6 separate regions of the Mus musculus genome follow, and all the other regions are linked to region 1. Evidence: chromatin loops called from intact Hi-C (ENCODE). Cell type or tissue: heart. All regions are shown on one strand. Each heading gives the region's core, and the rest is flanking DNA. Links, peaks and the distances in the headings are about the cores only. Region 1 holds the start of Cenpx (centromere protein X). Region 2 overlaps Notum (notum palmitoleoyl-protein carboxylesterase). Region 3 holds the start of Sirt7 (sirtuin 7). Region 4 holds the start of Arhgdia (Rho GDP dissociation inhibitor (GDI) alpha). Region 5 holds the start of Pcyt2 (phosphate cytidylyltransferase 2, ethanolamine). Region 6 has its middle 9.6 kb from the start of Gm39490.

Region 1 (5,041 bases), core at 574-4,573:
GCCATTGCCTTCAGAGATTGCCCTCAAATCTGTTCTAGGCCCTGTGAGAGTTGTCTCTTCATATTATATGCCTTTCCTGATTGATCTCCCACCCGCACTCACATGGTCCTCAGTACTGGGTAGCCTGCTCCTAACTCCTGAGCGTACCACGGTGTTTCCACACTGGACTCTTGACAAGCTCCAGTAAGGGACTCTGAAGACCTACAGGGGTACTATGTGTAGCAGGTAGCAAATCACCCCACATGATTGCTTATTTTGTTTTGTTTTTTTGAGACAGGATTTCTGTGTGTAACAGAGCCCTGGCTGTCCTGGACTCACTTAAGCAGATCAGACTGTCCTTGAACTCACAGAGATCTGGCTGCCTCTGCCTGCTGAGTGTTGGGATTAAAGGCGTGTGCCACCACCACCTAGCCAGACACCCAGCATGTTTTCTGAGAATTGGCCTGCCGAGGCCTGATGATCATCAGAGGGCTCAAGCCTAGACTGGGCGGGCTTCCAGGAAGGCCCCACAGCTATGCCTCTCTGAGGGCACAGCCTGGCCCTTACCTATAGGCAGCCTGCGATCAGGCTGGGCAGGATTAAAGGAGAACCTTTCTGCAGACTGGCGCAGGCAGCAGGTCTTCTCACGTTGTGTAGCCCGGTCCCCGCCTCTACCAGCAGGCCCTTACCGGTTCACCGAAACATTCTTGGACTCCATTGCCTACAAGTGGCAGTTGCTGTGGCCTGTGGCAGATCCTGCCACATGTGTGAAGGCTCCAGTTTTACTGCAGCATGTGCACACATGCTGTTTGTTATCCTGTCCTTTCTGAGAGCTCTGCATTCGTCCCACTGAGATGGATGGAAGGGAGCACGGGGCTCAGGCTTTGAAGCAACTAGACTTTGGGTGATTAATGGCAAAGAGAAAGCAGGCCTCAGAGAGATGGTGTTGATTTATTGATGTTGCTTTGTAAGAACAAATTTACAGCTCAGGGAGGCATCCTGGGGGTGGGGGTCAGGTGGTTAAAAGGCTACACAGCAGCTTTGATGTAGGGTGGCAAGAAGGAGGCACTGCCAGCAGCTGGTTTATTTATAATGCAAGGCTGCTGGGGGCGGGAGGAGGGCTGTGTCTGGAGGCAGGCTGGTTCACCTTTCCCTGCACCTGTCTTGCAAGGACTCTTGGAGGTAACAGCTGCTGGGATCTTCCCATCCTCCTGAAGCTGGAGAGCTCAGGAGTTGATGCTGGTGTGGATTCACTAGACCTTGCAGGCCACAGGAGGGAACTCTAGAAGTCCAGGAGCTATGGAGGAGAAACGGGCTCAAAGTGACCACACAGGCACCATTCTGGAGAGCTGCAGACTGCCCCACCTGCATCCCACATACCAGCTGAGGGAGCACTTTCTCCAGCTGATCCACTTCCACAACATCCAGGTCTTCTGCCTGGGCCTGCCAGACCCCACGGACAGCAGCCTCTGGTGGAATGTCATGAAGTGAGCTGGGGAAAGCGGGGCAGCTCTAACCCTGCCCTTGTTAGGTCCCCTGCACCCATTGTCAGCCCTCAGAGGGGGCCTAGGTGGCTCTTGAGTGTTTCAGGGACAGGACTTAGGCTTGATTGTAGCTGAGAAAAACCTTAGTTTACTGACAAACCAAACAAGAAATTGTCATCTTTCTGGTGTTGTGGGAACCCTTGGCTCACCTAGTACGAAGATCCTCAGGAACTCCGCCATGAGCTGCAGTGCATCCCCGCTGACTGGAGGGAAGGGGGAGGGTGGTGGTGTCATAGGACAGCCTCCCTCCCTGTGCCCCACATATTCCCCACCCCACTGGTGCCCCAAACCTTTGGTCTTGCAATCCCTGAAGTGCAAATGGAGTAGTCTGCTCACCAGTTCCTAGAAGGAGGGCAGAGTCAGTGCCATTCCTCACAAGGCTGTCTGTCATTGTCACCCCCCTCCGCCCCCTCCCAAGTATCAGTTCTGAATGGAGCATGGTTGTGACTTCCCAGCTGGAAACTGCTATCCTGGGGCCATTTCCTATGTTGAGAGGATGAAGCCAGCTATGCTTGGAGGGGAGGATGTAGTGGGGGTCCCCAGTGATGTCACCTCCAATTCTGGGAGCTGAGGGGCAGTGCTGCACCTTTACTGCAGGGAGCTAATGTGCCAGCAGATTGGGGAGGGGGCGGTGGCGGGCAGCCTTGAGGAATGCTGGCCCCTTTGGCAGTCCTGGCTTGGATCTACTGCCACACACACACAGGACACCCAGCATGTTAAGCCGGGCTGTGGCTGGAGGGCTGGGTGGACGTATAACCAAGAACCCTTGAGCTTTCTTTGGCAAGAAGTCGGAAGTTGGTTCTAGTTGTGAGTGGAGAGACAGCACTAGTTTGGGGAAGACCCTTGTAGACTAGGTCTGGAGAAACCTAGCTGTAATGATGAGTACCAGGTGGTGGCGGCAGATTGGCCAGGCATCTGGAATGGCTTGAGAACTGAAAGGTTGGTGGTAGTTTGTGAGGTGGAGATGAGAGGGAGAATCCAGAGGCCTAGGAATCCCGTGAGAGCACCAAAGGTGAGCCATGAGGAGCCCCCGAGCATCTGTGCAGTGTGTGAAGCCGAGACCACTCAAGTTTGCCTAGTCCAGAACAGAATGGGGAACGACCAGGGAAAGGCAAAAGGTAGGCAGCGACAGGCACCCACGACCCTCGAAGTGGATGGCCTACAAAGAAAGGTGAGTTTGGATTCACGAGCGTCAGCCACAGAGAAGCCTTGATACCCACTCGCTGCAGAGGGGCACGGGTGGAAATGGACACAGGCACAGGTGAACTTGTTAGTTGGGCCAGGAGGGTCCATGAACGACTACGTGAGAGCAGCGCCACCTGCTGGTCCCCCCCCCCCCGTCCCCGCTCGCTACCAGAGGGCCCCAGTCCCACGAACCCCAACAGCAGACTGACAGACAGCACCTGGGCAGAAGCCCATGTCAGAGCCAGGGCTGGACTACAGCTACGCAGGCTGTTTCATGGAAGTGTGGATGTGACTGCTGGAGGGTAGGATTAGGGTAAACCCGTGGCACCTCAAACTCCTGTTCCTGGCCAGAAGGCCACAGCCTGAAATGTAAGCCCCTCCCTTCCTGTCACTCTTTCCTGAGACAGCCCACTCCCCATAGTTCAGTGAACTATCACAACTCCGGTCACGGTCAAAGCCCCCAAAACTCTACTCAAGTACTGAACGGAGTGCGGAGGCCAGGCTGAACTCTGCACAGGGCGCGCGCTGGCCTGATGCCAAGAGCCGACCCCTCAGGTGGCACCACTCATCGTAGAATGGAGCGCCTCTGCTTAAGTTTCCCGCACGTGGGCGAGTCCTCCCAAACCTGTCACTGAGAGATGGCCTCGGCCCGAGCAGTGGAGGCTCGCATCAGTGTGCCTCGCGCACTCCCATCGGCCGAGTTGGAAAAAGGCCCTGTGGTCCCTCCCGAGAAGACCCCTTGTAGCCAGCCTGGATGTGCCACTGGTCGTCCAGCTTGTTAATCTACAGACCCGCTCAGTCCAGCCGCAGAGCGCGCGGGCTGCTCCCACCCTGCTGCCAGGCCCCCACCAAAGACACGGTAACACATCGATAAGGCTGACTTCGAGCATGCACGACTGTCTCGCGGGGATCCGCAACGCCCGAGTGTGCCTGCCACTATTCCAGAGGCCTCACCTTCCGGAAGCCACTGTTTCCCTCCATGGCCACAGTCTCGATGTGCACTCTCCGGAACCCTCCCACATCCCAACCAATGAACGTGGAACGCGACCCTGAGGTCCCGCCTCCAATCCCAGCAGCCAATCATCCAAGCGTTCCCCAAGCCGGGACTTGAGTTCCAGCTCAAGCCCGCCTTTCACTTTCATTGGTCTACCAATAGCCATGCCTTCCGCAATGCCTCCTGGGAGATGTAGTTCCTATCCTTCCCGGCGCACCACACTCTTCCTGGATACTGAGGCGCGAGGAACCGCGTCCTGCCACACCAGCGACCCGAGGCTACGTCGCGAGGGCGGGCTGGGGGCCACAGGGCCAGACTAGGGTATGTGCAACGCGTATACTTGCTCTTCTAGGCCAGTGTTCTGCTGCGCTCCAACTCTATCTCCAAACCCCTTCCTCGAGCCATTCCAACCTCCTTTCTATTCCACATTTCTAGGCCTCCCCTTATATAGGGCCAGCTCAGCTCATCTCCGCGTACACGCCCTAGGGAAAGGGGCTCCCAGCCTTCGGCCTAGCAAGCTAATGTGTATCCTGTCTCCAGGGGCATGCTTGCGAGGCTCCGTCAGCATTCGGGGACATGGAGGAGTTCCGGCGCTCCTACAACCGCCTCTGCGAGGAGAGTGGGGCTGAGCCCCAGGAGGCTGTTCTGCAGCAACTGCACCAGCTTCCGAAGGGCGGACTGGACCTGACTACTCAGAGCCTGACGGTGGAGACCTGCAGGGCCCTCGGCAAGCTGCTGCATAAGGAGACGCTGTTGAAGGAGCTTGTCCTCAGCGACTGCATGCTGAGTGAAGAAGGTGAAGCCAGTGGCCTCCGCACCTGAAACGTCAGAGTTGGGTTCAATCAAACACTTTTCCTCGGGGCTAGCCTCAGAGCGGGTGTCTGTGAGCAGGAAAGTCTTTGCGTGTCCAGGCCTCTCTGCTCTCTCCTCTCTTCCTGCACCTTTTCCAAAACCTGGGAACAGAGGTCAGTGTCACTGTAATAGAGAAGCCTTAATGTTCCCAGCTTTCACGGTTCCCCATGCCGGCTTGAGAAAGATAAGGTCTGGCAAGCTCAAAAACTGTTTCTGACGTGGCCTTACGGCAAGCCAGAACAGTGGTACCACTGTCTGAGTAGCAGCTCTGATGTCACTGAGTAGCAGCGCCAGCTCCAGTGACAGCCCTCTCTTCCAACTATCTTTACACAGGGTCCACACTGCTGTTCCAAGGGCTGTGTGCCAACACCAGTGTGCAGCATCTGGATCTAAAGGTGAGCGGGCTTGGGATGCTGCTAAAGTCAGGAAAACTAGGATCTGGCCACCACAACGTTGCCTAGAGCTATCTCCTAGCCTCTCCCACCAC
Region 2 (5,041 bases), core at 579-4,578, 54 kb before region 1:
AGAGGGGCTGAGGGAACTATTTGGCAGCCCCAAAATATAGAAAGGAAGCGTATGGATTTGTCTCCGATGCCACTGCCAACGACCAACAGTTTTGGTGCTAAATTCAGGACAATCCCAGGTAAGTAGGAACAACAGTTTACCCTGCTGTAGGCATGACCACTTCTGTGGAACAGTATAAGGTCTCTGGTCTAACCTCTTTAACTTCAGGACTGGTGTACAGTTCAGGATATCCCACCACCCCCCAAATGCCTCATCTGAACTGGCCACTCACAGCGCAGAGTCGGATATACTTTGTAGCCAAAGAAGCAATTCCATTCCTCTCCTTCCTTGAACTGGCGCTGGCAACGCTCTGGGACCATCCCACTCCAGTACCTGCGGCACAATCACAGGTTAGGCTGTGATCCCGGGGTACTCCTCCCCTTAAGATGCTACGTCACCCCAGGCCCTTTGCACTAGACAGGGTTTTGGCGTGGGGGCTGGGCTCCCCGTCCCAGGGCACCTGATGCCACGGCGGATGGCGTCTGTGGGTGCACAGTTGATAGTATCAATGCAGTCTGATCGCCGGTACTGCTTGTTGTCCAGGAACCAGCCTGAGTCAGCCAGGCCCCGCACCTGGATAGACGGGTAGCCCAACTCCTCCAGCAGCTCAGCCACGCGGTCTACATTCAACAGCACCCCGGTGCCCCCAGCGCTGAGGGAAGGCCAGACGTGAGGCCAAGTGGCTGGGGAGGGTGCTTGCTGTCCACCCAGAGCTGGTTTAGCCCCAGCCCTAGTCCTGAGGAAGCACTGCTTCTGAACAATGCATTCTGACTATAACCATGTTGAGAGAGGCAAGCAAGACACAAGGGGCCTCTCTCCCTCACGGTCCGAAGGCAGAGGACTGGTAGAGTTCTAAGCGTTGGCCCACAGCTAAGACTGGCAGAGCACAGAGCTGACTCTCCTTTCCCTCTGTTTTCTCTCCTGTATCAATTTCCTTATCTGAAGAAGAAGATAAACTCCGGTGTTTCGGTCTCCCTCATCCAGTCTAAGCACGTGTTCTGCGTTCCTATTGGAACACAGTTACTGACCAGTTGGTGTCACCCCAGCCTTCCCTGACACTGCATCCTTAAGAAGGGACATCAGAACACACCTGACCACTAACCCACTTTCTAGGTGACTGCAGCCCAACAATCTTAAGAGTCCAGAAGCATTCTCTAAACAGTTCCCAGCTACAGAGCACTGAGGCCAGACCTCTAAGGGGCCCCAAATGAGGCTGATCTTCCAGTGGAGGCTAGAGGCAGCAGGGCTCTGTGAGGACAGATTCCAGGTCTGCAGGTGGTTACCTTCCAGGTTCTCACACACACACTCCATTCCGCCCATGTCCCAGAGCTGCCACATCAGCCCCTTGCTCCCTCCATACAAAGTCCTCCTCCCTTGGGCCTGTTGTGCTTACCTGCTCCCGGCCAACAGCAGCACCTTTGCCCCGCTCAGCCCTTTGCCCAGGAGCTCCCGTACCACCTCCTGGATGATGAGGGAGCCCATGAAGGCATATTCATCTGTAGGAAAAGGGGTAGCTTTAGGTGAAGCTAGACTTCAGGGCAAGATGTCCTACTCCAGGAGACAGGAGGATGGGCCTGCCCTCTTTCCAGGGAAGAGATAGGGGATGGGGTAGACTTGGGGGGGATCAAGTGCAAGAGGCCCTGCTAGGGGGTCCCTCAGGGGCCAGGTGAGCCACAGACAAGCAGGAACCCTAAGGCATGCTACAGACAGGTTGAGAAAGTCTCTATTTTCCCAAAAGTCTCACCACCCTGCCCTGTCTTAATGGGCTGGGAAGCCAGGGACTCACTCTTGTCAGACTTGGGTGAAGCCCCACTCCAAACGTCACTGGAGCAGTAAGGGATGAAGCTGTAACAGGGATCAGGTGAGCCCACCATGGCCCTCTGTTGTGACCAAATCTACCATGAAAGACCCTGAGAAAAATGCTGTCCAGGATAAGACCCTCAAGAAGGACCTCCCCAGGAAGGTCCTCCTTAGAATAGAACCCCCCTCCCCCCAGGAAAAGGACCCCCTAAAAGAACCATTCTCCCAAGGACTCCTAGACCCTCCGAGAAGGTTCATCGCCCCTAGGAAGACCTAAGCCCTCTATTAAAGACAATCCCAAATATGACCACCCACAAAGGCCAGCCCCCAAGAATGAGTCCCCACACTCAAAGTATTCCATAGGAAGGACCACTCCAGGAAGGACCCTCCCAGGAAGGAACCCCCACCAAGGGGAACCCATGCTCTCTTACACCATATTGGCATTCCACCAGTGGGGGTTCTCCTCTGGCTGGGAGGATAGAATACCAGTACCTGGTGAAACAAGAAGGGGATATGCAGGTATGGGGACTTATTCTTGATGGCCCTGGCCTGAGGTGCAAGGGTGGATAGATAGGGAAGGATGAGAGGCTGGCTAGACTTAGTCATTAAACCAAAGGTGAGGAGGAGCTCTCCATGGGCTTAGGGGCTCGGGGTCTAGGATGGGGTTCCAGGGGTAAATGGGTCCTTCTAGAACCCATTACTTGGAGAGTCTGACTATTCTGCAGACCGAGCCAGTCTTGTGCTGCTGACCTGTGCGTGTGTGTGGCCAGTCTTTGGAGCTCATGAGGCGCCGCATGGTGCTGTATCTGGAATCACAGTTCTCCCGGTTGAAGCAATACCAGCCGCCTGCAGGCACAGGCATCAGGCTCCGTTCCACAAGTCCAGAAGACCCCTCCTGCCCCCCACCTCAGCCCCTGGAACCCACCTTCCAGAAAGAGTAACCACCGCCGACTGCCCTTGGACTCCTTCAAATAGTAGCTGCAGGGAAGGCGCACAGAGCATGCTGTCAGGTGGGGATACCTGAGCCACCTTCTTTTTCTACCCTCATCCCCAAACCGGAATCCTCAAGCCCTCTTTCCCACTTCGGTGCTGAAAGGGTCATTCCACCTGTTGCCTGGAGCTCACCACAGCCGCGCGGGGGCGCCCGCAGCCAATCGCAAAAGGAACGCACAAGCTGGTGAAACCCCACCGATTCCCCAGAGGTGGCGACAGCGGGTGGGTGGATGGAGGGTCCTGTGGTCCGTGGAAAATTCCCACAGCCCGCCCCGCATGAGATCCGCGTTAACCCTGGTGCTGATAACTATGGAAGAAGTGAACTCTCGAGCACGCAGTGGCACTTGAATAAGGAGAAATTTGCCAGGGCTAAAGACCCAGAAAACTGTAGTAGTAAGGAGCGCAGCAAGGAGATGCAGGAGCCACCGAGGCAGTGTTACAGCTTTTCCTATCAAGGCGCAGACTAACATTGATCAACTGAGTGCGTGGGCACCCAGAGACCCTTCTGACCTCCAGCTTCACCTGTGTCCTCTATCTACTTCAAAGTTGGGGGTATGTGTGAATGCTGTCCCTGGAGCCCTTGGTCCCTCTTGTGCCCCTTCCTTGCTCCCATGCTCGAATTCCTGACTGTCCTGAGCCAATCTGCTATGCACAGGGGGGAACCCTGAGACAGAAACCTCCTGTAAAGTGTTGCCTCTTTCTACGGGAGATATGGCCACTCTGCGACTGCAGTCTCTTTTTCTGTCCCAGAACCTGAACTTTCAAAGGCGGGTGCACGGTGGCCAAGAGGTCAGCACCCGAGTTGGCCTAGGATCAGAGCTTCAAGAGCTGCCCCCTCCCCCGCTTTGGGAGGCTCCAAGCCAGGCTCTCTCCAGGGCTAGCAACACTAGACGCCTGAGTGGAACCCTTTCCTCTAGGGACCAGATCAGCCATTGAAAATAGGACAGGTCCAGTACAGTCTCCGCGTTTGTACGCGCGCGGGGAGGCAGAGGATGCGAGCGCCACCAGCGATAGGATGACGGCGAGCCAGGCGCGGAGCACCGGTGGGGCCAGCCAAGCCAGGTTGACGGCCTCCCGGGGTCCTGCCCCGCGCTGGCCTTACCCGGCGGGGCTGCCGTCATTGCAGGTCACCGACGTGTTCAGCAGGAGGTGAAGGCGCAGGTCCTCATTGAGCTGCTGCGCAGAGCAGGGATACAGGGACTGTGCCAGGCTCTTGACTTGCGCCATAAAGCTGTCCATGTTGCCCTCCACTGCCGTGAAGTCCAGCGGGAAGCTCTCCACCGGCTGCCCGGCGCCCGGCTCCACCTCAGCCCGCTGCGGGAGCGGCGGCGGGGGCGGCGGCTGGGGTGGCTGCTGGCCACGGCGCCTCCAGGTCTTCCTGCCCTCGCTGCCCCCAACCCAATGCAGCAGGCCCAGCAGTAGCAGCACGCGCACCTCTCCTCCCATGGCAATGTCACTCCGGCCTGTGGCCACCTGCGGAGAGCGGACGGCCGTGAGGCGTCAGCAGCGCGGGGCGCCGGGCCAGGGGGCGCGCAAGACACTGCTGCTCCTCGGCTCGGGCTCCCGTGCGTTGTCCCTGCCCCGGGCGGCAGTGTGGGCTCTCGGCGTCGAGGCTCTGGAGTCGGGCGCTACCGGCCTCCGCAGCTCGGGCTCCGCGCGTAGCCGGCCGAGGGCAATGCAGACTCTGGGTGCGCTGGCTCGGGCCCGCGCCAATGAGCGGCGGGAGCCGAGCTGGGCGTAGTTTGCGGGGGCCGCGGCAGCCCGGGTGCCCGCGCGTTAGAAGTGCCGCCGCCGCCCGGGCGCGGCAGGGGGAGGGGGCTGCGCTCACTCTTTTCTTGGCGGAGGCTTAGCCTTTTCTTCCCAAACCACAAGTCTGACGGAGGGGCCTGGACTAACCCGTTGCAACCGCCGGAGGCGCTCCCGGCCCGGCTCCGTGGGGGGCAGCGCGGCCGGGCTGGCCCCGGGCAACTCCATTCTCCGCGGCCAGCTCGGCGCCGCTACCCCCGCCCTCGGAGCGCCTCGGGGGCGGGGAGGAAGAGGCCTTTCCGCATCGGGGGCGCCCTGCGGGTTGCGCAGCTGCCCGGCCCGACGGGTCAGGGCGCAGGATGCGAACGTTCACCTAGTGCCGCTGGGGCCTTCCCTCCCGCGCCCCTGCCCCGTGCATTCGTGGGAGACTCGCACTTGGGCCCCCTTCGCATACTTGGAACCG
Region 3 (5,041 bases), core at 553-4,552, 89 kb before region 1:
CCTGAATGGAACCTGAATACCACAGCTATTCTTCCTTTTTTTTTTTTTTTTCCGAGACAGGGTTTCTCTGTGTAGTCTTGGCTGCCCTGGAACTCACTTTGTAGACCAGGCTAGCCTCGATCTCAGAAATCCGCCTGCCTCTGCCTCCCGAGTGCTGGGATTAAAGGCGTGCGCCACCACGCCCGGCTACAGCTACTCTTCTTGAAGAGAAAGCAGAGCAGGGAGCACACAGATGTCCGAGCTACTAGACTATTTATCTATCACAGGGCTGACTAGGAGGCAGGATGGCTTCCCACCTGGGCACTGAGGTATAGCTCTGGGTTCTTTCCAGCTTTTTGTTTTTGTTTGTTCTTTTGTTTTGTTTTTCCAAGACAGAATTTCTCTGTGCAGCCATGGCTGTCCTGGAACTCACTCTTGACCAGGCTGTCCATGAACCCAGAGACTCCCCCTGCCTCTGCCTCCCAGGCACTGGGAGTGAAGGTGTGCGCCACCATGGCCGGCTTTCTTACCAGCTTTTGCTCATGCAAACGGGTGATGCTCATGTGGGTGAGGGTAGGCTCCGCTTCGCTTAGGTCGGCAGCACTGTACGGTTGGAGAAAACAGAGGTGAGAGGGCGGCCAGATGACGCAGCTCGCCTCTAATCGTGGGAGAAAGCTGTGACATGCTCACCTCACAGGCCTTCCTTTCTGAAGCAGTGTCCATACTCCATTAGGACCCCGATAATCTGGGATAGAAGCTGCCTGCACATTCGGACAAAAAGAGATACCACAGGTACTGCAGTATTCCCCACAGAGGACATGCCTATAAATCAGTGTCTGTCCCATCCACTGCTGACCTGACTCTCAAGTGGGATGCACCCCAGTATGGCTCTTTCCCTCCATCCAAGTGACTTTCTTGTCCTGCCTGGACCAGCTCACCCTTCCACATACCAAACAGAGAACCCTACTCTACTTCAAGATCCTTTCTAACAGTGAGCAGCTGTGTCCACATCTGTCTTGAACACAGAAGGGGACAACTGGTCAGGCGCATCAGTGTCTGAAGGAACAGATTTTAGAGCGCAGGTCATGCTTAGCAAATAGCCCCGGGAGGAAGCGCTCTGTCCACACACTTAAATCCTGCGGCTCTGAGGTTTTTATTCCAACTTAACATAAAACCTCTACAGACAGATGAGTGTTAAGTCATTTTCCACGAGAGACAAACAACCAACCAACAACAACAATAACAAAAAAGAAAACCATCTAGAAGCCAGGAGTCTTTGGATCCTGGCTGGGGAAGCCCTGTATACATTGTTGCTTAAGAGCAGAGAAGTGCCCGCCCTGGCAGGTAATTCCAATACATCGAGGAACCTCAAACGGTGCTTAGACCGCGTTTAAGAGCTGCAATTGGTCTTTAGTAGCCACCAGGTTTGCAGAGTTACTGCTGTAGAGTCATAACTGGATCATCAGATGGCTATGAAGGGCTGGGCCCCACATGCTGCTGTCCTTGATGTCTGAGATGACGCAGCAAATGCTCCTGACATTGCTCCTGGGCCACTGTCCCCACAATTCCCTGCAGAGCCCTACTCAATGCCACCACAGCAGCAAGGCCACACTAGGGCTTTCCAGTTCTGGCATTTGTGTCTGGCCCTATAGTTGTTTTTGCACCTGTGTGCTTGTGACTGCTGGCTGCTACCTTTGTAACAAAGGTCCTCTTTTGTCTGTGTATGTGTTTGTATTCGTGTTTGCATGTGTGCACATGTGTGTAGAGGTGTGCGTTACACGTGTCAGTGTGTGAAGCTCACGGTCCACCTTAACTATTTTTTTTTTCTTAACACATTTGTTGAAGGGGACGTCGTGCAAGGGTCATGATGCACAAGTAGAAGTCAGAAGACACCTTGTGGCGGTCAGTTCTCTTCTGTTGTGTGAGCTCTGAGGACCGGACTCATGCACCAGGCTTGGTAGCAAGTGCCTAAGTATTCAGTGAGCTTCTCACTGCCTCCCCCACCTTTGTTGTTGTAGTTGTTAGTCTCTCAATGCACCTGCAGCTCGTGGATCTGGCTAGGCTGCTAGCCAGAGGGCTTCAGGGGGGCTTCTGAGCTTATCTTCCCAGTTCTGGGGGTTACAGAGTGTGGTACTGCTCAGCTTCTTCACATGGATTCTGAGAGTCCAAACTCGGGTCTTCACGCTTGCATAGCAGGCACGCTACCCACTGAGCCATCTCTCCAGACCACCTCAGGGCTTCTCAGAATAGAAGCCGAGTTCGCCTGAGGTCAAATATTCAACTTCAAAGCTAGTCATCCCTCAGCCTTCCCAGGAGAGCTCTCAGAGTCAAGAGGACAGCATTTCTCAAATGTACCTATTGTACCAGGACTCTGTCTGGTTTTTTTTTTTTTTTTCCCCGAGCCAGGGTCTTGCATGGAGCTTCGAGCCAGGCTGCTCTCAAGAGTTTGATCTTGATCTTCCTCCTCTACCAGGCCCCACCTCCTGAGTCCTGAGATTGGAGATTTGGGACTCGACACTAGTTTTCCATTTATCTTTCTTCAAGGAGTACAGGCTCAGGAGAAAGACTAGGGCTCCAGTTTGTCCACATCACGTAAATCGATCAATTTGTCTGCACTTTAAGGGAGAAGGCATTAGCAGGCAGTTGGCTACTATGCCCTACTACTGTTCCATGTTTGATTGGCAGTCAGAAACTACGCATTCTGTAACTCTTTGACTTAGCTTAATTATTATTTATTGACTTATTCTTTAGCCCTGGCTGACCTAGAACTCCCTATGCAGTCCCTATGCAGACCAGGCTGATCTTGAAATTACAGAGATCCTCCTGTCTCCCAAGTGCTGGGACTAAAGGAATGTGCCACCACTGTCACGTTGCCTTAGTTAAGTCTTAAATCTAGAATTGCTTCGGGTCTCTGAGAAAGGACACCTTGAAGTTACTTCAAAGGTGAGCGAGATTTTGAACTCCAGCACTGTACAGCCCGAGTTTGCATCCCAGAAGGGGGCGCCTCACACCCGAAGCAACGCGCAGGCCCTCACTCACTGTGCTGATTCCAGCGCCCGTGTAGACAACCAAGTGCCTGGCACTTCGGACAGCTCCGGCCAGTTCGCGGACCTTCCTCCGCAGCTCCTCCGGGTCATCACACACCTGATAGGAGCCAGGCTGGTTATTGCCGCCGCTCGCCTCCCGCAGCCCGCCGCCCAGCACCCGCTGCCCGCGACTCGCCTCCTCCTGGCGGCGCTTGAGGCCCTCACGCCGCCGACTTCGACCCTGCAGCTCGGTCACCAGATCCTCGCTCTCGGCCAAGAGCCGGCCCTCCTCCGCGCTGCGCTCTGCAGCCGCCTTCCTCAGGATGCGTGACACCTACGGACGAGCAGCGGGTGAGCGACCGCGCGCGCCGGCGCGAGCGCGGGCACGGCAGTGGCTCACCTGGCGGAGGCGCTCCCGCTGCTGCTCCTCCCGCAGCCTCCGGACCCGCTCAGCAGCTTTGCGCTCCGAGCGGCTCAGACCGCCACCGGCTGCCATCGCTCCTTTGACTGCGCTTCCGGCTTCCGCTTCCGCCTCATCCGGCAGCTACAGAGACGCATGCGCGGGCCCGGCCCTTTCCACCTCTTCCGGCTCGCCCTTCCCACCCTTGCTCCTTCGGGATTTCAAAGAAATACCACCAGATCTCTTTAAAAGGCGTTTATTGATCATATACAAAATAAAGAAAACCTTATATATCACAAACATACACTATGTACAGCAATAAATACCCGGGGGGCCAGGCCCAGTGCCGCCCCTCCTGGACAATAATTTAGCAATAAATACTGCGCAGGGCACGGGTGGGCACCAAGGCTGCTGCCTGCTGAGGCCAGGAGACTGATTGCTCTCCAAGTCCAGGCCTCACCTTGCAGCCAGATCCCCTATGGCCCTACCCAGGTGCAGGAGACAGGGTCTCACCTTGCAGCCACACCACAGCCCCTCCTCACTTGGATGTTGAAGGACCCTCACCCCATTTAGGGTACTCTCTACTAACCTTCCCCCTGGCTTCAGCCCTGCAGGGCAGGCAGGGGCTGATCAACTCTGCTTGGACACACCTCTCAGCACCAGGAGACCAACAGAGCTGGACACACAATAGCCCTTGTCCTGTTGCCCTAAGTTGCCAGGAGAAGGCTTTCTGTACCCATTCCCATTTGGTTAAAGGCTTCAGAGACTAGCAGACAGAGAATGGGAGGAAAAGTGGGGTTGGGGCATAAAGTTGCTGGAGGGGCCAAAAGCCCAACGGGGGCCCTAGAGAACAAGGAAATCTTATCAGGAACACTTCCTAGAACACTCTACCTCACACTTCCAGAGACACCCGTGCTATATTAATGCCGTTGCTCCAGGGGCAGGGTACGTATGTGTGTAGCTGGCCCAGCAGGTATAGCACACACCTAGGACACACGCCAGGAACAGGCAAACTGTGAGCAGCTACAGCGAACCCATGCCTCTGTATGGTACCGATCTGTCCTCTGTTCCACAACTGCTCCCAAACCAGGCGGCCAATGGCACTGAGAAAATATGCCAAGAATTATTCAGTGGCTTCTGGGGAGATTGTTAATGTGTTGGTTCCTTTCACTAAACCACAGCCTAAAAAAGTAACTCAGAAGATCCCAGAGGGGAAACAGTGTAGCAGGCTGTGGCTCAGACATCCCAGCTGCGGATGGGAGCTTTAGCCAAGTGGCCACACCAGAGAGGGAGGTAGCAGGGAAGTGGCCTCACCATCTCCAAGTAGTTTATCAAAGCTGCAAACCCTGGCCCTGATCACCAAGGCTAACAGAGCACACATAGAACTGAAAGATGAGCTGAGACCAGCCTGCTGGAAGCCGGGTGATGGTGGTGATCCCTGTTAACACAGTGTTGCCACTGGCTCCCTGCACAGCAGGCACCACACCCAGCTGCACACAACACAGGGGGGACTCTCTGGGACCATACTCTACAGAGGAAACTGTGGACTTTCTTTGAAATCTGAGTGTCTATGTCCAAGGAAGAAGTCAGGCAGAGTCAAGGTAGGAGGGAAGTCACACATTATGGTTTACTTAGC
Region 4 (5,041 bases), core at 481-4,480, 130 kb before region 1:
TGGGGTTTTGAGGTTACTAGGTACCTTTGGTTGTGCTGAAGACAGACAAGTAATCCTGCCTCCCTGTGGTCACTACAGAGAGCTACACAAGAGCCCTGTTAAGGCTTAGTGGCTTTTCAGGGTTCTGCTACAAGCTTCATGGTTCAGTGGTCCTGCCCTTTCTCCCTAGGTTCGTGGGTGCTCTAGAGAGCACAGTACTGGAGATGTGCAGAGGCTCGGTTTCCTGTTCCAACTAGCCTCACTAACAGGCATAGGGAACTCTCTCACCAGGTCGACCTACACATGCAAGTTGTTCAGAGCCAGATCAGTTTGATCTTCCAGCAGGGCTCCATACTGAGGGCAAGTCCCAGCCAGGGGAAATTTAGATATGCTGACTCAGGCAATCCCTCTATGCCCAGGGCCAGCACTGTGACCCATGGGCCTGGGGTTTGTTCTATATTCACATCTCCACAGGAAGCCAGGAGCAAAGACAAAACAGGGCTGTTAGCAGCAGACAACCTTGTAGCCAGGACATCTGATCTGAGGGACATCCACCCTCCACTGGATTCTTACCATTCCCTACAAAACCCCAACACAAGCTGCACAGACCACACAATCCCAGACTCCTTCAGGGGTGTTTATTTCCCAGTCAGAAGAGAAGCAGGGACAGGCTCCTCTGCCTGTTGAGGCTGGGCCTGGCAGACACCACACAGGGACTGGGGATAGGGAGGGGAGGCACAGGAGACAGCTCCCAACTGTGTGAACTTGGTCCCACATTTGTCCTGGCTGGGTCCAGGGAGGGTCGGCCCAGGGATGGTGGCACCAAGAACCAGGGCAGAGGCATCAGGCCAGCTGGCCCAAATGGAGGCAATAAATACTGACAGGCCAGGCACGAGGTTCAGGCCACGTGGCCCAGGTGAGACAAGTAAGGCTCGGCTGGCTTTGTCCCTCAGGGGCTCTCTGTGGGGACAGGGGCTCCGAGTACTGCCTACAAGGGACAGAGAAGGCAGAGGAATGAGGCACCCTACCCTGCCTCCTAGATGGGGCTGGAGGCATCGAGTTTTGGCAATTGACCCTCCCCTAGCTACTGGAGCCACCCCCAACCCTGGCCACGGGGAGGGGAAGAGCTGGCCAGGCTCGCAGGAAGCAACAGCAGCGCACCCCAGGCCTCCCTTGGGTGGGTCACTGGGATGGGGATGGCAGACGAGGCGAGGACAGGGAGAGCACATGCTCATGCAGACAGGGAGTTAAGAGTTAGCGACGGCCCCCAGCACACGTTCCACATGTTAAGGCATCATGGTTAGACAGTGACTGACAGTGATGGATGACCTGGCCAGGGAGTGGTGGGACTAGAGGACAGATAGCCCAGCCCTTCCCCATGCTGCGACAGAGACAAGGTGGGCTGGACAACCCTGACAGTGTTCTGTTCCATTCTAGAAGCCAGGGCCTGAGGAAGGGAAGACAGAGGGAACCTGGAGGGACACAGCAGATTGGAGGCCTGGGCTGGAACCCCTCCCCCACTGCACAGGCAGAAGCAGCAATGTGACACTGGAGACCACAGGGGCCTGCGGGCAGGAGGTGGAGGAGGGGCAGACAGGAGAGCTGACTGCCTGAGTGGACTAGGGAGGAATGACGGGTGAGGGAGGTCCTGTCAGCACTTTGGTTTGGGGTAGGTAGGGGGTTAGGGTGGGGCATGTCGGTCCTTCTGTCTGTCCGTCGCCCTGCCCGTCTCCCAGCTGGAGCTCAGTCCTTCCACTCCTTTTTGATGGTGAGATTCCACTCCCAGGACAGGTGGTCAGTCTTGTCGTCATCTGTGAAGCGCGACTTGATGTTGTAACTGCCCCGAGCAAGCATGCCTTTGGGAGCCTCCTCCATGGGTGTCAGGAACTCATACTCCTCGGCCCTCGGCCCATAGCTCCCGACCATGTAGTCAGTCTTGTCAACTGAGGGACAGGAGAGGCAGGATTACTGGTGCTGCACGCCCCTCCCAGGCCCAATGGCTCCCCACTCTATGGCCCGCCCACTCACTTTTGACCCCTTTCCTGTATGTGTGTTGGATGTACTTCATGCCGGACACGATCTCTCTGTTCACCTGTGGGGACACAGAGCCAGGGTCAGCTGCCTTCCCAGGCTTGCCCCTCTGCCCCTTGTTTCCAGGCCTCTCAAAGCCCCCACCTTACCCGGAAAGAGATTTTTATCCGGTACTCCACACCTTCCTTCAAGACAAACGACTGTTTCTTGAAGCTCTCCAGATCACCTGTATTGAGGAGGAGTCTCCGCTGACTGCTTGCTTGAAGGGCTCTCCACCCTGCTACATTCACTCTCCCCAGCCCCTTCCCTGACACAAAGCAGAGCTTCGGCAAGCCCCTAGCTGCACTTCCCCTCTTCTCCACCAGAGGGCATCAGTGCAGAAAATTATTTTTAGGGGTAGAGGCAAGATGCCAGCTGGCCCCACCCAGGGATTCTAATACCCACTCACCTGTCAGGTCCAGTTCCAGAGGGCCTGGGGCAGTGCTGCATACCAAGGTCAGTCGAGTCACAATGACATTGGGGACGTTGGGGTCTGCAGAGTGAGAGTTAAGAGTCAGAGTCCCATCCCTTAAGATTTTTCTTTTTAAACTCACTCCTTGGAAGAGTGGTCTGGAAAGAGACTGGGCACAGGTTTAGATGACATCCTTCCTCCAAGCCACCTACCTGCAGAGACAGCTACTCGGCCCAGCAGGGCCTCCTTGTACTTTCGGAGGCTTTCATCGTCCTTGTCCAGTTCCTGGATCTCCTGGATGCTCTTCTGGGCTGGAGGCTTGTAGTTCACAGAGTGCTCATCTTCCTCATTCTCTGCAGCTATCTGCGCAAGCTGCTCAGCAGTGGGTTCCTGTTCTGCCATGCTTACCTCTAGCTTGGGACACCTGTGGGCGGGGCATGAGCAGGACTGTGACAGCCTGGAGGCATTCCACCCTAGGCAGACCCTGACACCTGCAGGACACCTGACTGGAACTTTGAGAGGATGCTGCCACTGCCCTACGCAGAGGCCCATTTGAGAGGACTAGAACCCCAAGCAACGAAATGGGACCACAGCCTGTTCCTCAGAGAAGCAAAACACCTTTCCTCCCCACTAAGAATAAGCCTCCAGACCGAACTGAACTGGCAGACGCAACACTAAATCCCTGGGGTCCTGTTGCTGTCCCTAGCTGCCCAGGCTCTCATCTTACTGGGTTGGGTCATGGAGGTAAGTTCTCCGACAGGGAGATGCTCTGTATGTTAGCCACGTGCAGGACAAGGGTCTGTTTGTTCGTCCCTTCCAATGGAATACTGTCCTAAGCTCAACTATGTGATGACCGCTTAAATCCCAAGAGCCCAAAGGGGATCCTAAATACGCAGGTCTGTCCTCTCTAGTGAGGGTCTGCGTATGCAACTTGGGAGCTAGTGCACCGCTTGCAAATAAATCTCAGGAGCCTGTTTCTGGGCCCTGACCCTAAACCTTTAGTGGCGGTGAGGAACCAACCAGGACGGAAGCGCCTAGATGCCTTTCAGTTCCGCAGATTCCCAAACGTCTCTCGGAAACCCACTGTGATGCCTACAGGCAATGCGCAGCGGTCCCGGGAAGAGCCCGGCCGTTGTCCCTCTGAGAGGTGTCCGCCAAGGAAACACATAAAGCGGCGGTCCGAAACCCGGAGGCTACAGACAACCCCACCCGACGCCAAGCGTGGCCGCCGGCGACAGCATCAGGGCGCGGCCCGCACTTCCGTAGAGCCCGCAATCCGAGCGGGGCGGGGCCGCGCGGCGGGAGCCCCGGGCCAGGCCCCGCGCCGGACCCCGCCCGCGAGGCCGAGGAAGGGGGTCCCCTGGTAGCAGGCGCGCAGGCCCGGGGGGCCGCGGCCCCTCCGGCAGGACCTGCGCTGCCGCCCTGGCCCGCCCCGCCCGCCCGCCCGGGTGACCGCGCCCCGCCCGCGAGCGCCGCAGTCGCCCGCGACGCCGCACAAAGCCAACCCACTCCCCTCCCGCACTGCACCGCGCTGCGCCACGCGCCCACTCACCGGAGGCTCGACCGCCGCTCTCGCGCTCCCTCCCGCACCAAATGACGAACGTCGTCCGCCGCCCGCCGCTCGGACGGTCACTTCCGGGGTCACAAGACTTCCGCTCTCGCGGGCGGGGTCGCCTTGCGCATGCGCCGCCAGGGGGCGCGGGTCGGCGCCGTCGCCATTTTGCTGCGGGCCTCGTGGGCGCGTCCCGCGTGGGCCGGCGCCCTCGCGCCTTCTGCCGAATGCCGGGTGCGAGGGTTTGTGGGACACGAGAGCCGGCTCTTCCAGAGCAGCGTCGCGCGGCCATTCTGTGGCTCCCAGGGTTCCCTGATTGCCGTGCCTGGCCCTTGTCCCATTGTCCTCAGAGTCAACAGAACCACAGTCCTCACCGACCGCAGTGCCCTGTAGCTGTGCTGCCTGGCGCATTGCTCTGGGGACTGCGTGCCCCCCGAGCCCCCGTATGTTAGAAGTTGTATGGTTTTGCTGTGAGGAGCGGTTTTCCTTGGAACGGGCTGCCTGCCTATCTTGAACCTCATCCCTGAGACGCGCCCGCCTCTGCCTCCAGGATGCTGAGATTGAAGGCGTGCACCATCACCGCCAGGCGTGTTTCACGACGCTGAGGATGGAGCCTCCTTAGTGGAGGGCCTGGCTGGGGGGGTTCCCGGTCGTGTGCTTGTGCCAGCCACTCCAGTTCCTCCTGAGGAGTCTCAGTTCCTGCTACTCCGTGAGGGCACTCCATGTTGGCTTCTTCTGAGTGTAGCCTCAGACTGAGGGGAGGCAGGAATTTAAGGGGCACTACGGGGACTTCTATAGCTTAATCCCACAAAAGCCATCGCTTCTGGCCTGCTCTGTTGGCCACACCTGCCCCTGTGGTATCCAGGAAACAGCTGTTGGCTCCGGAGAGTCATCAAACTTAAAAGATGAGGAATCCAATGGCCTCCACTCTCCATCTTCAGTTGTGGCCCAGTTATTTTACACAAGCACGCATACCCTCTGGCTATACATCAATCTGAAGCAAACCAAGTGTTCTTTCAAGCTCATTT
Region 5 (5,041 bases), core at 358-4,357, 94 kb before region 1:
TCTGCCCGCCCCTCTGCCCCACCCCATGCCCTGTAGGCTTAATCCATTGGACTGTCCGGCACATCGGGCCCCACCTTACCATCCGTATGCACACCCACGATGAGGTAGTCCCCCATGGCCCGTGCCTGCCGTAGCTGGTTGGAGTGGCCATAATGCACCATGTCATAGCTGTGAGGACAGACAGGAGACTGAGGGTCTTGTGTGGGATGCAGCACGGCTCCCTGAGAGGCCCCCACCAGGGCTCCTAGCCCAGATCCCGGTGTTGGGCTTACAGCAGAGAAGTCGGTTCTCAGTTGTCCATACCCTAAGTACTGGACCTAGGGCAGGACTGGGTGCCAGGTCTAGCAAGAGTGGCAAATTCAGGTACAAGGCCTGGCTGGTGAACTCCCAAGACAGCTGTTCACTGGCAGATGCTTAACCATTTCCCATGTCTTAGACTGCCTTTGCCCTGTTGGTGCCTCCTGCTATGGGCAGGCATTTCAAGCTGCTTCAGTTCTTTTTCTTTTTTTCTTTTTTTCTTTTTTTTTTTTTAAGACAATAAGGTCTCATGTAGCCCAGGCTGGCCTCAAACTCACTATAAAACCTAGGACGACCTTCAACTCTTGACCCTTTTTTTTCTGTCCTGGAACTTACTTTGTAAACCAGGCTGACCTTGAACTCAGAAATCTGCCTGCCTCTGCCTCCCAAATTCTGGGATTAAAGGTGTATACCACCACGCCCGGCGACTTTCAGCTCTCAACCCTTCTGACTCCATCTGCTGAGATTCCCACCCAAAGCCAACTGTTGGGTGCTACAAAACAAATGTAGGACCTTGTGCATGCTGGGCCAGCATAATACCAGCTGAGCTAGCTACACTCCCAGCCCGCAAGATACAAGAGATTATCTAGGATTTGAATATGGAACCTCCTGCACCCTAAACAAGAATAGTCCCCCTGGATCAACAAGCCACACTCAAGCTTGGAAACAAGAGATCAGTCCTGCATTGGGAGCAGATACTTCCACCCTGACACAAGTGGACAGTTCCCCACCCCCAGGGCTGGCTTAGCTCTCTGAGAGAACAAGTGCCTGTCACCTGCTTTTATCCTCAAATCTAGGTCTGGCCACAAGTACTTTGTCAAGGTCAAGCTATGCAGAAGCCAGCAATATGCTGGACACTGAGGATATCCCAGTGGGATATCCCTGGGACCACCTGTATTCTTTGCCATGGGCCAGTGCTGGGCCATAGGTTCTGCTCTGCTTCCTCTAGAGCCCTAGTGGGCTATCATCATGTCAACACCACAGTGCACGGGGTGGGAGGTGGGACATGATAACGGGCAAATTCCAGGACAGCCCTTGTGCCCACTAGACAGGCAGGGCTAGATCAAAGGTCAGAGTCTGCATCTGGGCTTGTGGCACCATGGTGGGGCCAAGGTCATAGTCCACTGACACGAAGTCAAAGCTGGTGACTCAGGTGCAAAAGAACAGAAGGGGACTGAAGTTGTAATTCAGTGATGGAGCACTTGCCTGTACATATATAGCACACAAGGCTATGGTTCCCATCCTCAGCAACCAACCAAAGACAAACAAGAAACGCACAAAGTCTAGCCTATTCCGCCATGAATGCCCTGAGGAGCCCTGGTGACCATTCCGAATGCCTCTCATCCACCAGGGGTAGGCACGACGAAGGGCTGAAGATGGTAAGTTATAGAAAGGCCAACATCTTATCTCTTCGGCTTGTTGACAGCTCCAGGACTTTCTTGGAGACGTCACGGGCTGATTTGCCAGAGAAGCTCACAGCCTTCCAGCCCAGGTAATTTGGGTAAATGCCCAAGGCGAACAGACAGCCGCATTTCCGGTTTTCGGGGAGCGCACCGTCTGATGCACCCGTGTCTGTACGCTACACTCCTAAGTGACCGGAGGCCAGGTTGCCTCGTGCGGCCTCGGAAGACTCCGGTTCCGCCAACGGCCGGTGCGTGACGCCCAGGTGACCGCCCTCCCCTCGTCGCCCCACTCACCAGCCATCGCACCACACCCGCACGATGCGCTGATCTCCCGGACCCTTCAGCCCAGCAGCGCTGGCAGCCCCGTGCCCGTTCCGGATCATGGCACCGGAGGCCCCCCGCAAATCCTGGCGGCTCCCGCGACACACAGTACCGTCGCCCCGCCCTCGACGCTTGCGCGTGCTCACGCGGATCTCACCCGCTTGGCGCAGCCAATGGCGTGCGCCAACCAGGGCCCCGCCCCCAGCCGGGCCACACCCCCCTCCGCCCAGATCGAGCGGCCAATGGTCTGTGTTGCAGGTGCCCGGGCTTTGGCATTTGACTTCTCCACAGACGAACGGGGCAGGTTAGCACCACAACTGTGCGTGCAGCTCACCCCGTGCCTTAAGCATTCTTAGGAGCCGGGCAGTGGTGGCGACCCCTTTAATCCCAGCACTTGGGAGGCAGAGGCAGGAGGATCTCATGAGTTCCAGGACAGCCAGGGCTACACACGGAAACCCTGTTTCAAAAAAACCAACCAACCAAAAGCATTTTCAGGGGCTGGGTTCTTCAAAAGCGCCTCGATGCAGGCCCTCAGATGCAGGCACCTCGGTGGTGCGTGTGACAGTCATCGGGACACCAAAGCAATTGAGAGATGTTTAATAAGACTTGCTCAGACTGGAGGCTTAGTTAGATTCTCCCTGTGCCGCATACCCAATACAGAAAAAGGCTTCTATAAAGTGAACACTTGTACGTGATAAGGAGTAGAAAGAGGGAGGCCCTGAGACTAGCCTGGAGAGTGAGGTAAGGCAGTGGTGGACTCTCCTGCTGGCCAGGCCTGGGAAGGGCCGGAGCTCTTCTCACAGAGGCCTTGCTGCCACCTTTGTACAGGGGTGAACAGGAGGGAGGTGTCCTTGAAGATCAAGCCCATAGCGGGGCAGTCACAGCAGTGCAAGAGAGCCTTTCCACAAGGACAAATGGCTAAAGACGACCGTCACCGCGAAGCCGGCACCCACTAGAGCCGGAGGGGGCACTCTCGCCTTCACGGCGACACGGGCGGAGCCCCTGAACAAGGGTCAAGCCATCTGCAAAGTGCCAACTGTTCTTTGTCAACTCCGGGCTATGCCACTTTCTTCCTTTTTGCACGCTTGGCACAACCCCTGCCAAACCAGCCTCCTAGGATAGGGGGAGCTGAGGCAAGGGGGTCACTCTGGTCCCCAGGTGGGGCTTCTTCTCTGCTTCTGCATAGTGACTTCCTACTGTGGCTGCCTTCTTCACCAGCACGGAGGGGGGTCGCCAAGGAGAAGATTGGATCCTGCCACCTAACAGAAAGAAAAGCAGCATCAGGCAGGTCTGAAAACCCCTCGAATCGCAACCCTCCCAGGCACAGGAAAGCTGTCTGAGGCCACCTGCCATCCCACCTATGTCTTAATCTGGGCTTTGGCTGGAAGCAGCGTCAGTGACACCAAGCTGCAGGGGACACCAAGCTGCAGGGGAAAGTCTTCAGGGCAGCAGCAGCCCTCGCTCGACAGCCTCTTCTGTCTCACCCACTGTTGGTGGGAGCTGCACACATAGGAAGGGGTAGTGCTAGCCACAGGATGGCCTCACCTCCAAGGATAACTTGCTAGCAACTCTGGGCCCCGTCTCTCACTTGTATGGATAGGGGCAGATGGACCAGACCCTTTTCCCTTTCCCAGACTGCGTGACAGGGATGGGGGCGGGAAGAGGCCGGTTGACTGGGGAGGTGTGGCCTACAGACTACACCATGAAGAAATCATGTGTCTGATTGAAATGTAGAACCACATATTATAAACGTAAGATAAAAGTAAGCACTGATTAAAAAATGAGCTAAGTTAATGTTAAAAAAAAAAAAAACAACAACAACAACCAATAACAACATCAACAATGTGGCACAGGAGAGGCCCACGTCACAGAACACCACAAACATAACATACAAGAATTGCCAGGCCCAGAGGTGAAGGGATCCTTAATTTCTTGAACCCTTTGATTAAAAGAAGTTATTGATTTCCCCTATAAGACCCTGAAAATTCACAGAGAAAGAAAGTGTAAACTTTTCACTCAATATACACACCAAGTCTAAATTATCACAATTCTGTATCAAGGCAATTTGCTTCAGTTTTCCCCAAATATCCCCACACCAAGGACAGAGATTGTGTCTGACCAGAGCTGCAGTTCTCACCCCTCTCGGCTGTCCACCCAGGCTGCACACCATCTGTGGGAGCATCCTGTAGAGCACACTGGCAGATCCCCCTCAGAGATTCTGGGCACCGTACCAGTCAGGGGGGAAGAGTGTGCACGTGTGGTGGAGCCTTGCCTCAGCCAGTCCCTCTGAGGCCCACAGCAGACAGACACGGCCCATCACACGGAGGGGAGGGACGGGGCAGGAATGCAGGGGGCACGCTGCGCCCACTCACCGGTTGTAGACAGGAATCTCCAGGCCCAGTTCATTCATGAGGAGTTGCATGACATCATCACACTTCCCATGGAGTTTCAGGGCAGCCCAGTCATCCTTCGGGGTCCACTAAAGACAAGGAAGGCAGATGAGGGCCTCCCGGCAGACTGGCTCACCACTCCCCAGGAACACAATGGAACCTGTACAAGACTTTCAGGATCTCCCCGGCTCTTCCCATCTGAGCCCCGGGTCTGAGGAGGAAGCTCTAAGCACCCGCTGTTACCTGCAGGTTCACGATGTAGAGTTTGGGTCGACGGCTTGGAGGCTTCGTCATGCACCAGAGGCGGGGATATTTCTTTAGTACCTGTTCCAGCGGGCAGACACAACAGAGTAGAGGAGGATGAGTAAGACGCAAACCTACCACCCGCTCACGGCTGATGGCTCTGGGGAGGCAAGCCAGCAACATGCTCAATCCACAACGAGTTCATGGTATGGTCGGCACATACCTTCAAGCTGGACCCTAAACACAGGATTGTGTCTGCTTTGCTAGCAGCCTCGGTCGCTGCCTCCCAGTTCAGAGGCTGCCCTAATGTCCCCCTCTCCCCAAAGTGCACAATGGTATCCCGAAGCTGGGTCCCGCACTTGTGGCAGGTCCGGCCTGTCAGGTGTC
Region 6 (5,041 bases), core at 299-4,298, 200 kb before region 1:
GGCAGACGCCCTCCCTGGGGAGAGGGGTGTGGCAAGGGCTCATCCACTGCCAGGAGGCAGCAGAGCCGGGCACATAACCAGGAATTGTTAGGGACTCTTGGACAGAACTGAAATATCAGTTGGCTGATATATGCATGCCTTTGCCTAGCTAGCAGTTCCTCGGCCAGTTAAAAAGGAGCAGCCATCCGGAAGGTGGTGGGACACACCTTTAACGCCAGCACTCTGGAGGCAGAGGCAGGTGGATCTCTGAGCCTGGTCTGAAGAGCTAGTTCTAGGACAATCAGGGCTACACAAAGAGACTATGTCTAAAACAAAAAACAAAAACAAACAAACAAAAAAACAAAAACCAAACCAACCAAACAAACAAACAAAACAAAACAACCCCCCCCAAAATGAAAACAAACAAAACCCCCAAACAAACAAAACAGAAAAAGAAAGAAAGAGCAAGCAAATACACAGACCCACTTGTACCGAGCAAGAAGGGGGACGCTCGTGTTCCCAGCAGCACAGCCAGCATCACCAAACACAGAAGCTGAGCACTGATGGGTGGATAGTGTGGAGTGCCCGCACTCCAGCTATAATCCAGCTATAATCCAGCTGTGCGTGGTATGTGTGTGAGTGCACATGTGTATGTGTGATTGTACTGTGTGTGCACATGTGTATGTATGCATGTGTGATTGTTTTGTGTGTGTGTGCATGTGTGTATGTATGCATGTGTGATTGTACTGTGTGTGCACATGTGTATGTATGCATGTGTGATTGTATTGTGTGTGCACATGTGTATGTATGCACGTGTGATTGTATTGTGTGTGTTCATCTGTGTGTGTGTGAGTGAGTGTGTATATGTGTTCTTATGTGCACGTTCACAGACGCCAGAAGTCAGTTCCAGGTGTCTTCCTCAATCACTCAGCACCTTACTTTTTGAGGATCTCTTCTGAACCTGGTGCTCACTGATGCAGCAGACTGGCTGGCCAGCTCTCCCACCCCAGGGCCACTGTTGATTTCTTTCCAATGTTGTGGTTTGCTGTTTTGAGATAGACTCTTACTATGTAGCCCAGAGTCCCTACATAAACCAGGCTTCACTGATCCTCCTGCCTCTGCCTCCTTGGTGCTGGAATTACAAACACCGGCCACCTTACTGGCTCAGTACTGAGGTTTGAACCCAGGGTTCCACAGGTGCTAGGCTAGATCTAACCATATTCCATCTCAGTCTTTTTTACAAAGATGACTGAAGGGGCTGGAGAGATGGCTCAGTGGTTAAGAGCACTGACTGTTCTTCCAAAGGTCCTGAGTTCAAATCCCAGCAACCACATGATGGCTCACAACCATCTGTTATGACATCTGACACCCGTTACTGGTGTGTCTGAAGACAGCTACAGTGTACTTACATATAAATAATAAATAAATATTTTTTTAAAAAATGACTGAAGAAGGTGTGAGGCGGGAGGTTGGCAGCTGTTCTTTTTGGCATGATGGAAAGTTTTACAATTGACTGTAGTTTGGTGTGTGGGCATGCACCTGTAACCCCAGTCAGAGGGGTTGGCTATCATTGGATATTAATTTCATTGTCTTTTTGCAAAACCCCTAATAGTCAGAGCAGGGACTGTCTCTGACTTTGTTGCCTGCCGTTGGGACCCTTGCCCCAAAGCCTTAATATAAAAGGAGGTGCCTACCTAGTCTTACTGCAACTTGATATATCATGGCTAACCTTCCAGGTCAGCCCTTTTCTGAAGAGAAACAGAAGGGGAGTGGATGGACCGGAGTGGGGTTGGGGTAGGGTGGCTGGGAGGGAATGGGAGGAGAAGAGGGAGAGGAAACTGAGGTCAGGATGTAACATAAATAAAATTAAAATAATAAAAATATATTAATAAAAAATAGAAAAAATAGAACTATTTTATTTAAAAAAAAAAAAAAAAAAAAAAAAAAGCTTGCCCGCGACAGGCCTTTAATCCCAGCTCTCCGCAGGCTTTGCACTCAAGGCCAGCCTGATCTACAGAGTGAGTTCAGGTCAGCCAGAGCTACCCAGAGAAACCCTATCTAGAAAAAACCAACCAACCAACCAAACAAACAAACAAACAAAAAAGCTTTCCCTTTTATCTTATGTGTGGGGGAGTTTTGCCTGAATATGTCTGTGTACCCCTTGTGTGCCTGGTGCCTTCAGAGGCCAAAAGAGGTTCCGTCAGATCATCTGGAACTGGAGTTACAGGCTCATAGAACGTGTGGGTGCTGGGAATAGAACCCTGGTCCTCTAGAAGAGCAGCCGAGTCATCTCAGTGACTCCTCCTTTCTCCCTGACTCGATAACTCTTTAATTACAAGCTTCGTGACTGTGCCAGCGCGGGATGGGGAGGGCTGAGATCAATCCCTGATGTCCACACCCGTGTGAGGAGGAGAGTGAGGTCTGGATCCCCTGGCTGCAGGCGCTGCTGCGGCCCCAGGCGCTGCCGCCGGTTTAAGCATAGCCTGTAATTCCCCGAATGGCCTCTTGGTGGCGGCCACGTAGCGTCCTTCATTGGAACCGGGACTGGTCAGGGTAGATGAGGTGTAGACCAAGAAAGGGTGCGGCCTGGACTCCTAGAGGTGCCATGCTAGCTAGAGTGGACGTGGCAGTCCAGGGTCCAGGGTGAAATAGGAGCCCAACCCCAGGAGGGGACTCAACATTCAGCCTGCGCTGGCAGAACACAGCCTGTCACTGTAGGCAGGCGGAAAGTCGGCAAAGCGTTTTCAGGGTTTGGTTGGGATCATTTAGCAGTGTGGAAATACAAAAGGACAAACCTTTGGGGCAACAGGGGATGTGAACATAGTAAGTTCTAGGCAGCTGGGGCTCCAGCGGTCTCCAAAGTGGGGGAACCCTCTCAGGCATATAGACCCAGAGGAGGATCGGCTGACTAGAAAGCAGGAGTGTGGGCCAGGTCTGCCTTTGGGATCTAGAATGGTGTATGGGTGACCGGGTGTAGTGTTACCTGCACGGGGCCTCATGTACGTTTAGGGTAGGTTTCTCCGGCATCACTAGCATCCACACCAGATGGGTCTGGTGTGAGCACCAGGGTGACTCTAGGCTGAGAGGAGGCAGAAGACAGAGGGGCCTTTGTGCTGGCTAGTTTTTGTAAACTTGATACAAACTAGTATCACCTGGGAAGAAAGACCCTCAACCGGGGTGTTTCCTCCATCAGAATGGCCTGTGGACAAACCTGTGTGGTATTGTTTTCCTGACTGCTAGGAGGTCCAACCCACTGTGGGTGGTCCATCCTTGAGCAGGTGAGGCTGGGCTGTATAAGAAGCTACCTTGGGGTGGGTGAGTGAGCCAGTAAGCAGCCCTTCTCCATGGCTTCTGCTCCAGGCCATTTCTGAAGCCCCTTCTGTCTTGGCTTCCCTCCATGAACGTCTCCAATCTGTAAAATGAAATAAAGCCTCACTGCCGAAGTTGCTTTTGGTCATGGTGTTTATCACAGTGACAGAAAAGCAAACTTGAACAGCCACCCTTGAGGGCTTCCAGAGGCTGACATGGGACCCCCGTTGGGACCAGTGGACAGGGGTACAGGAATCTCAGCAGACTGCAATGTGGAAAAGAGGGAATTGTTTTGGGGGTGTGACCGTCCAGTTCAGGTAGCATGCCGAGGGCAGTAGAGTGAGAATCTGAAGCAAAAAAGGGGCTGTTGAGCCTTAGTCTACCTGCCCGGTCCACCCACACACATGATCCCACCTCACCGTTGCATCTCTGGGCATCTAGCAGTTTTTCCCGGAAGGGTCTGTGGATCCCACACACCTATTTATTTATTTATTTATTTCTCTCTCTCTCTCTTTTTTTTTTTTTTTTTTTTTTTTTTTTGGTTTTTCAAGACAGGGTTTCTCTGTGTAGCCCTGGCTGTCCTGGAACTCACTCTGAGTGGACTAAGAACATCTATCATGTGCATGCACTGCCATCCATGGCTGGTATCAGCTGCAGTGCATGACCAGGTCTCAGGGCACACCTGCACTCGTGGTCACTGTGAAGCTCAGAGCCCCCACCCAAAGGACCAACTCAGACTCCTGGCAGGATTAGCAGGATGGCAGGCCCTGTCTCTCCTCCTGTTAAAGCTCGGAGTCTCTTCAGTGCAGGTCACCATTCGGACCTATTATGTGTTTCCAGGGGGCTGAATACCTACTCACAGTCTCCCGTGGCCCACATTCCTTCCTTGGGATGACCAGGGCAGAGATGTCCTAGCAACAGCACCCAAGTGTTGGGATTTCCTTTTAAAGATTTATTTATTTATTTTATGTATATAAGTACACTGTAGCTGTCCAGATGGTTGTGAGCCTTCATGTGGTTGTTGGGTATTGAATTTAGGACCTCTGCTCGCTCCTGTCAACCTCACTCGATGCGGTCAGCCCCACTTGCTCCGCCCCAAAGATTTATTATAATAATAATAATCTTATTATTATACATATTGTAATACAATATTATAAATATTTTAATTATTATAAATAAGTACACTGTAGCTGTCTTCAGACGCACCAGAAAAGGGCATCAGATCTCTCATTATGGGTGGTTGTGAGCCACCATGTGGTTGCTGGGATTTGAACTCAGGACCTTCAGGAGAGCAGTCAATGCTCTTATCCACTGAGCCATCTCGCCAGTCCCAAGAAGTGTTGTTTTTAAAAAAACAAAAAACAAAAAACCCCCCAAAACTCTAGTCATTCAATTTTACCAAAGAAGACTCAGGAGCCAGACACCAGGGTGAAAACCTGCTGGCTCAGGGAGCTACATCACAACAAGGTTTTTTTTTTCTTCACAGTCTGATCACAGATCCTGTGATACAGAAGAACATTGTCTGCCTCACTGTCTCCAGCCTGCAGCCCGCCTGAGGATCTTCCCAACACCTCCAAGGCCTGAAGCAGAGCCTGAGGAACCTCCTGGGAACATTTCCCTGGATCCACCCCCATCGCTGGCGAGACAGTTGGACAGCTTGTGTTTGCACATTCGGCCCCCACAGCTAGGCTTCCTTAGGTCCACCCACTTCCCCCTCCTGCCTTATAGTCCCTGGGAGTTCCCAGCCTAATTG

Evidence for each region. A loop is a pair of places that touch in the nucleus more often than their neighbours do. Peaks named below come from ENCODE experiments on the same cell type or tissue, not always from the same donor. Only the 100,000 strongest peaks of a DNase experiment are listed, where the experiment ranks them.
Region 2: a loop joins it to region 1, with 7 times the contacts of the local background. A loop is called at or near these places in 22 of 42 quality-filtered maps.
Region 3: a loop joins it to region 1, with 7 times the contacts of the local background. A loop is called at or near these places in 19 of 42 quality-filtered maps.
Region 4: it touches region 1 in a loop (8-fold over the local background); 5 of 42 quality-filtered maps call a loop at or near these places.
Region 5: it touches region 1 in a loop (4-fold over the local background); 19 of 42 quality-filtered maps call a loop at or near these places.
Region 6: a loop joins it to region 1, with 4 times the contacts of the local background. A loop is called at or near these places in 8 of 42 quality-filtered maps.

What each region holds. Positions count from the first base shown.
Region 1 is chr11:120,710,031-120,715,071 of GRCm38, forward strand. It overlaps Cenpx (centromere protein X), which reads right to left and starts at 3,737. Exons shown (of 5, transcript NM_016665.2): 1 at 3,663-3,737; 2 at 1,814-1,865; 3 at 1,673-1,726; 4 at 1,360-1,448; 5 at 911-1,276. The coding sequence starts at 3,689. The coding sequence ends at 1,262. Lrrc45 (leucine rich repeat containing 45) reads left to right here and starts at 3,923. Exons shown (of 18, transcript NM_153545.2): 1 at 3,923-4,023; 2 at 4,243-4,498; 3 at 4,888-4,949. The coding sequence starts at 4,279. In heart, for the core only: a CTCF peak has its summit at 2,898; DNase peaks (open chromatin) are centred at 2,341, 2,951 and 3,781; H3K4me3 peaks cover 2,235 bases; H3K27ac peaks cover 2,061 bases.
Region 2 is chr11:120,656,061-120,661,101 of GRCm38, forward strand. Notum (notum palmitoleoyl-protein carboxylesterase) reads right to left here. Exons shown (of 12, transcript NM_001382269.1): 2 at 3,935-4,305; 3 at 2,765-2,817; 4 at 2,590-2,685; 5 at 2,271-2,331; 6 at 1,826-1,884; 7 at 1,433-1,535; 8 at 500-691; 9 at 272-372. The coding sequence starts at 4,278. Among named protein-coding and RNA genes, the nearest start is that of Notum, 2.6 kb to the right of the region's middle. In heart, for the core only: a CTCF peak has its summit at 2,994; a DNase peak (open chromatin) is centred at 3,001; H3K4me3 peaks cover 1,617 bases; H3K27ac peaks cover 933 bases; H3K27me3 peaks cover 4,000 bases.
Region 3 is chr11:120,621,472-120,626,512 of GRCm38, forward strand. It overlaps Sirt7 (sirtuin 7), which reads right to left and starts at 3,543. Exons shown (of 10, transcript NM_153056.3): 1 at 3,406-3,543; 2 at 3,202-3,339; 3 at 3,019-3,123; 4 at 670-740; 5 at 510-582. The coding sequence starts at 3,501. Mir6936 (microRNA 6936) reads right to left here and starts at 3,405; the gene lies at 3,352-3,405. It also overlaps a transcript of Mafg not described here. In heart, for the core only: a CTCF peak has its summit at 2,987 (motif pointing right); DNase peaks (open chromatin) are centred at 3,540 and 3,960; H3K4me3 peaks cover 1,865 bases; H3K27ac peaks cover 1,533 bases.
Region 4 is chr11:120,577,509-120,582,549 of GRCm38, forward strand. It overlaps Arhgdia (Rho GDP dissociation inhibitor (GDI) alpha), which reads right to left and starts at 4,116. Exons shown (of 6, transcript NM_133796.8): 1 at 4,014-4,116; 2 at 2,674-2,885; 3 at 2,459-2,542; 4 at 2,160-2,236; 5 at 2,008-2,071; 6 at 591-1,922. The coding sequence starts at 2,863. The coding sequence ends at 1,723. In heart, for the core only: a CTCF peak has its summit at 4,163 (motif pointing right); DNase peaks (open chromatin) are centred at 2,453, 2,893, 3,613, 4,133 and 3 weaker places; H3K4me3 peaks cover 3,009 bases; H3K27ac peaks cover 3,750 bases.
Region 5 is chr11:120,615,770-120,620,810 of GRCm38, forward strand. Pcyt2 (phosphate cytidylyltransferase 2, ethanolamine) reads right to left here and starts at 2,176. Exons shown (of 14, transcript NM_024229.3): 1 at 1,995-2,176; 2 at 80-168. The coding sequence starts at 2,083. It overlaps Sirt7 (sirtuin 7), which reads right to left. Exons shown (of 10, transcript NM_153056.3): 7 at 4,878-5,041; 8 at 4,655-4,735; 9 at 4,394-4,500; 10 at 2,602-3,280. The coding sequence ends at 3,079. In heart, for the core only: no CTCF peak of the experiment used is centred there; DNase peaks (open chromatin) are centred at 1,282, 2,212 and 3,162; H3K4me3 peaks cover 2,597 bases; H3K27ac peaks cover 2,712 bases.
Region 6 is chr11:120,513,257-120,518,297 of GRCm38, forward strand. No RefSeq gene overlaps it. Among named protein-coding and RNA genes, the nearest start is that of Gm39490, 9.6 kb to the left of the region's middle. In heart, for the core only: a CTCF peak has its summit at 2,480 (motif pointing right); a DNase peak (open chromatin) is centred at 2,495.